Linked DNA regions of Mus musculus: region 1 is linked to region 2. The links are chromatin loops, found by intact Hi-C in ENCODE. Cell type or tissue: left cerebral cortex. All regions are shown on one strand. Links, peaks and the distances in the headings refer to the core of each region. The heading gives the core; the rest is flanking DNA.

What was found. A loop is a pair of places that touch in the nucleus more often than their neighbours do. Peaks named below come from ENCODE experiments on the same cell type or tissue, not always from the same donor. Only the 100,000 strongest peaks of a DNase experiment are listed, where the experiment ranks them.
Region 1: it touches region 2 in a loop (2.4-fold over the local background); 8 of 42 quality-filtered maps call a loop at or near these places.

Annotation. Positions count from the first base shown.
Region 1 is chr3:35,691,578-35,694,491 of GRCm38, forward strand. No RefSeq gene overlaps it. Among named protein-coding and RNA genes, the nearest start is that of Gm6639, 27 kb to the left of the region's middle. In left cerebral cortex, for the core only: a CTCF peak has its summit at 1,616 (motif pointing right); a DNase peak (open chromatin) is centred at 1,625.
Region 2 is chr3:35,752,948-35,755,861 of GRCm38, forward strand. It overlaps Atp11b (ATPase, class VI, type 11B), which reads left to right and starts at 1,116. Exons shown (of 30, transcript NM_029570.4): 1 at 1,116-1,463. The coding sequence starts at 1,437. In left cerebral cortex, for the core only: a CTCF peak has its summit at 1,579; DNase peaks (open chromatin) are centred at 1,127, 1,571 and 2,345; H3K4me3 peaks cover 1,999 bases; H3K27ac peaks cover 1,001 bases.

The DNA of each region.
Region 1 (2,914 bases), core at 291-2,790, 61 kb before region 2:
CTGTCTTTAGTTTTACAAGATGATGATTTTAAGGAGAGTACCCAAATCTCTGTTCACATGTCCCCAAATCATGTTCACATTCCCCTCTGCCTATCATGGTCATAAGGAGACCTAGTAAGGCTGAGGAGTATTGAAGAGTCTGAGGACTCCCCAAACCTAAGTCACTCTCAAGCAGTATTAAACCAAATAAATTTATATTGAAGACAAAATAAATAAATAAATAAATAAATAAATAAAGGATTCATGACACATTAACTGTAGGAGGAAAATAATTTAAATGTGTTCTGTGCACAAAACACAGAAGGGCACATTGAGACTCTTGACGATGTCAGACTTTATTAAATAATGATAAATTCACAAGCTATGTTGCTTTTGCTGGCTACGGTTTACCTGGGTGTCCCAGTTTCCCTTGATAGCAGACTATTGGCAACACACATTACTTTATTCCGGTCTTAATCACTAACATCAACTCTCAGATCTGACATTGTACTTCAGACTCACAAGTGTGCATACATGTGTATGTGCATGTGTGTGTCTGTATGCATGTAAATTGCAGAATGGCTACTAATGGGTTAATGAAGTGGTATAGTTCAAAGAGGGCTTTACAAAAAAATTGGTACAGATGCAGGTACTGCAGGTAGTTTTAAAATCCAGTTGGAGAGCAAGCCGGTGGCACTGAGCTGAATCATGGGACCACAAGGTAGGGCAGAAACGCAGGACGACAGTGGTGAAGACCTGGTCCATAGGTATAGACAGACAGACCAACAGATGGCAACTCATAAGGGATGTTTCAAGAAGTAAGGAGCTTGCTGGGCTGAAGCTCAAGAAGTCTCTGCCCCCATACCAGACAAGTGGATGACCGTTGCTGGGACTGTCATCATCATGGTATTGAGTGTCTGTTAGTGGGGTCTAGGTAAGGAGATCTCACCCTTCCTTGGCCTGTGTGTTTGAGGGTTTCTTGGGTCTGGATTTTTCTGTTGTGGTTTCAAATCTACTTTGATAAGTTTATAATTGGTACCTTTTTTAAGAATCAGTTATCTGCGGGGCCTAGCAAACACATAAGTGGATGCTCACAGTCAGCTATTGGATGGATCACAGGGCCCCCAATGGAGGAGCTAGAGAAAATACCCAAGGAGCTAAAGGGATCTGCAACCCTATAGGTGGAACAACATTATGAATTAACCAGTAACCCGGAGCTCTTGACTCTAGCTGCATATGTATCAAAAGATGGCCTAGTCAGCCATCACTGCAAAGAGAGGCCCATTGGACTTGCAAACTTTATATGCCCCAGTACAGGGGAACACCAGGGCCAAAAAGGGGGAGTGGGTGGGTAGGGGAGTGGGGGGGAGGGTATGGGGGACTTTTGGGATAGCATTGGAATGAGGAAAATACCTAATAAAAAAATTAAAAAAAAAAAGAATCAGTTATCTGGCAGTCTGTGCTTCCGGTGGTATCTACGTGGACAGTCATGTTGCCTCTGAATTTGCTGCTTTGTAAAATGGAGTCACCCAGGGCACAGCTTTCACATAACAGAGGAGAGCACAGCCTGAACCTCTAGCGAGAGCACGTGATTTAAAAGAATCCACATGAGTACAGTGCCCTCAGAGGCCAGAAGAGGGTGCCATAGTCCCTGGAGCTGGGTAGAATTATAGGTATCAGACATGAATGCTAGAAACTGAACTCACGTTCTCTGGAAGAACAGGAAGTTCTCTTAACTGCTGAGCCATCTCTCCAGCCCTTGCTTTCCTGTTTTCATTGATAGGCTTACGTTAAGCAAGCCTTTGCTCACTATGCCTGTCTTTTCCCATGATACATCTGCTATTAATCATGTGCATGCCCGATCATGTATAAGCATACGATGGTAAGTAGATGTTCTTCCTACAAGTTCACACACAGGACACACTTTACCTCTCTGGGAGTCATCGGAGACCGGCTGGATCGATCAATCCACTGTTCCCAGATGTGCTTACTGTCTTTTGAGCCCTCATCTGTCTCTCCGCCCTTGAGCTTACATTTCCATTGAGATACCCTTGATGAAATCACCAACTCTGCTTCATAAATTGGCAAATCTTAAAGTTCTTTCAGCGACTGAGTTAAGGTTCATAAAAGTCCCAAGGGTGCTAAAGGTGACGTGTGTCCTCGTCTTCCCGCCTCCGGTGACGTCATCGCTAAGACTCTTGAAGTGTGATTCCTGTGAATAGTCTACACCTGTACTTCCGGCTGTGTCTTACTTTCGTCGGAGCAACACTCTTTCTTTCAGGCCTCTGTGTAAGCCTGTATGAAAACAATTAACAAAATCTCTGCTCCAACAGTCCTGAAATTCTTGCTATTGAAGTCCCATTTCCGCCTGACATCTTGGTCCTTAAACATCTTGGGTAGCTAGCTGCTCAGGCTAGGATGGCGGTGTAGAGCTTTGTCTCTGACCCCTCACTACTGGCACCTCCCACCCCGGTTGTCTTCAGGAGGATGTCATGAGCTAACTTAGTAAAAGGCCTGGGGAAAGCATAAATAGCCCTGGTCAAGGTAGGGTCCTGCAGATCACTGACCTGCAAATCATTGTCTCCTGCAAGGACAAGGTGCAAACCAGTTTCTAGCGACAAGTGCCCCTCTGGTTAGCTACAGGCTTGAAACTTTTTCTTCTGGTAGTATGAGATTCCCGAGAGCATCCCGATTTTAGGGGTGGTCACTCTGTCATAATTTGATAGCCAAAGTAAGGAACAAAAGAATCCTTTAGATCCTTTGTCAGTCCATTTATAAAATTCCTGGAATGTGCCACTTCGGCATGAGTGTTGTTTGGAGTGGAAGGTATTTGAAAAGCAGCAGATGCTGAAGGAAAGGAATCCCCTTCATTCCCTTCTCCTTGCATACAGGAGAATAAAAAAAAAAAAAAAACCTACACTGAAGACTAGGCAAA
Region 2 (2,914 bases), core at 92-2,591:
TTCACTGTATAGCCCTGGCTGTCCTGGAACTCACTTTGTAGACCAGGCCGGTCTCGAACTCAGAAATCTGCCTGCCTGTGTCTCCCGAGTGCAGGGATTAAAAAGGGATTAAAGGGCTCCATTGCAGATTTTATAGGCCATAGATAACTGAAAGACTCTAATTGCAATGCTGGATTAACTAAGACATGACTACTGAAACCAAAAGACAGATTTGTCTAATCACCGTAGCTTAGATTTAGGTTTTTGCAGAATGTTACTTTTCAAATTACAAATGTCTGATGGTGACGTGTTTTAATTCAGGAAAAAGAGAGTACGACGAAGACGAACAGGTGGCTGCTTTTAGACAGTATAAACTTGTTCCAGTTGCTTGTATGGGCCTTCTTAAAAGTTATCCACACCCTTGTTAGAGAGGTCACGCTACTTTGGAGGTAGTTTTCATTGCATGCTTAGCAATTAGCTTTCCGAGGAAAGTCTCTCCCCTTAGCCTTTCCAGCTTAATTCATCAGGATAGGAACTCAGCAATAGCTCCAGAAATTGAGGTGCAGGCTGGACTCTCACAGAGAAATCTCAAACTTTCCCCAATATTAGTCCACTTTGGTTACTCGCTGAGTTATGTGTGAAGCAATTAAATGCCTTTGACAATTAAAAAAATTTTTTTTACCAAGTCTATAAGAATTTTGTACAATTTAGTTTGATCATAATCATCTCCCTCTCCAAATGTAAGTCTTTGATAATTTAATGGTCTGGGCACAGACCTTTTGGTCACATACATTTGCTGGTGTGGATCCGAATGTTGGGGTGGATGGGGGGGGGGGTTGGTGGGGGAGGGGGAAGATCTGTGACAGGGCAGAGCCAACTCCTCTTCGAGGAGTTGCTACAGCCTAGCCGGCCAAGATACAAAAACTCGAAAAAGGCCCACAGAGCCGGCGAGCCTGACAGCGCTCACGTTTTCGCGACAAACCGCCCCGGAAAGGGGCGGGCAAACCCGCGCGGAAACACGGAAGGGTGGGCCTCCGAGAGGTAAAGAAGCGGGCGGGTCCAGAGCAGGTGAGGGAGGGGCACAGGGCTTGGGGGCGGGACCATGGAGGGCGAGGGCGGGGCGGCGCCGTGGGGGCGGGCCCATGGCGGGCGAGGGCGGGGCGGCGCCGTGGGGGCGGCGGTGCTTCGGGTGACAACGGTCAGAGATGAAGGTGGCGGCGGCTCAGCGGGGAGTAGTGCTGCGCCGGGCGCGGTTGGCAGCCAGGCCGCGCCTGTAGGACCTCCGGGCCGGGGTGGCGGGATGGGGACCCGACTCGGGTAGAAAAGCGGGGACAGCAGAGAGCAGAACTTAAGCCCGAGGGGCTCGCCTGCTCCGGTCACACTCGGAGTCCTCTTCCACCTGCTGCCGCTCGGTCCCGCGTCCGGCGGGCCACGACGGCGTCGGCGACGGCGGGGGCATGTGGCGCTGGGTCCGGCAGCAGCTGGTAAGTGAGGGCTGGGTGGCGCGGCGGGGCGGCGAGGGCTAGGCCGCGGCGGGGGCGCGCGGCTCTCTCTCGGCCCGGGCTCCGCACAGCGCGGGGATGCACTGCAGCTTGCGGCCGCTGAGGGTCGCGAGCCGCGCGGGCCCCGAGGTGGCGGAGGTAGCGGCGCGGGGCGCGGGTCAGGCGGCTCCCCCGGACTCCGAACTAGGCTCGTGCGGGCTCCGGAGGAGGTCTGGGTCCTCCTCGGCCTCCCGGCGGAAGCTCGCCCTGGGCCTAGGAGGAAGGCGCGCCGGAAAGGTCTTCACCGCAGACCGGTGCAACTTCTCTGTGCATCTCTTGTGTGTCACCCACCCCTCAAGGCGGTTAGAACGCACGGGTTAGGAGCCAGTGGTTTAACTTTTGAACATTACTGTATTACCTGGAAAAAGAAAAAGAAAACCCTAGAGTGACTTAAGTGTCTAAAAAGCGTCACCTTTCTCAGAAATCATTCACAGACGAAAATCTCTCATGTCCCTTGGCACTTGCAGCCCAGAAAATAACAACGCCAAGGCGACAATGACAGTTAAGGCAGACATCACTTCAGTTCTAGGAATGCTAATCTATATGCTGTTTAATTTTGAAATTGTACCAATTGCAGTATTTTTTTTCTACGAGGTTTCAAGGCAGTGATAAATCTTAGAGAAACAGAAATGTCCTGTTTTGAGACCAAAATCTTCATTCTTTTTTCTTGTGGTAGAACAGTTTTTCAGGTGAAAACTAAAAAGTATGTATTTCAGTCAGTCTCCTGTTTATTTTACAGTAAGCATCATTCTTAAATAAAGAAATCTTATAAATAAAACTAGAACCGCCTGCCACTCCCTCATACAAATGGTAGGTCTTTATTTTTAGCTAACTGTTGCAAATTGAAGTATTCCAGCTTTATTGGGAATCCAAGCTAATGATGTCATTTAATCCACACTTGCTTTCTTGTGGCAAGCCAGTACAGTAAGGAAGTTAATTATTACAAATCTGATCTGCTTTTGACTTCTCAGGCGTCAAGTAAACAAAAGATTTAACACCTTTTTATCTGATGTTTTGGGTGAGAAAATAGTTTTTAAGGCTGTTTTTTCAAGCCTTTCCCAGTATGTTAAGACAGTCTCTCAGTGTGAGGTACTTTTTTGTTAGCTTGAATAAAATCTTTCTATGTGATCATTCCTATCTTCCAGATAGAAATCTGGTAATGTTGTGAGAAATGGCTTTATGTTTACGGCTGAAAGGGATAAACCAGAAGCTGTGTGGTCATTTTTAAGTCAGCTGTCTCATGGCCCTGACTAACAAGTTGAACAAGTTGCTTTCCATTTTAAAAAAAAAAAATACTATCTCTGATATTTAGTTGTCTGTCACTGGTTTTACTTTTAAGATAATCAAGTCTTTAAGAACTTGTGCCAGGGCTGGAGAGATGGCTCAGTGAGTTA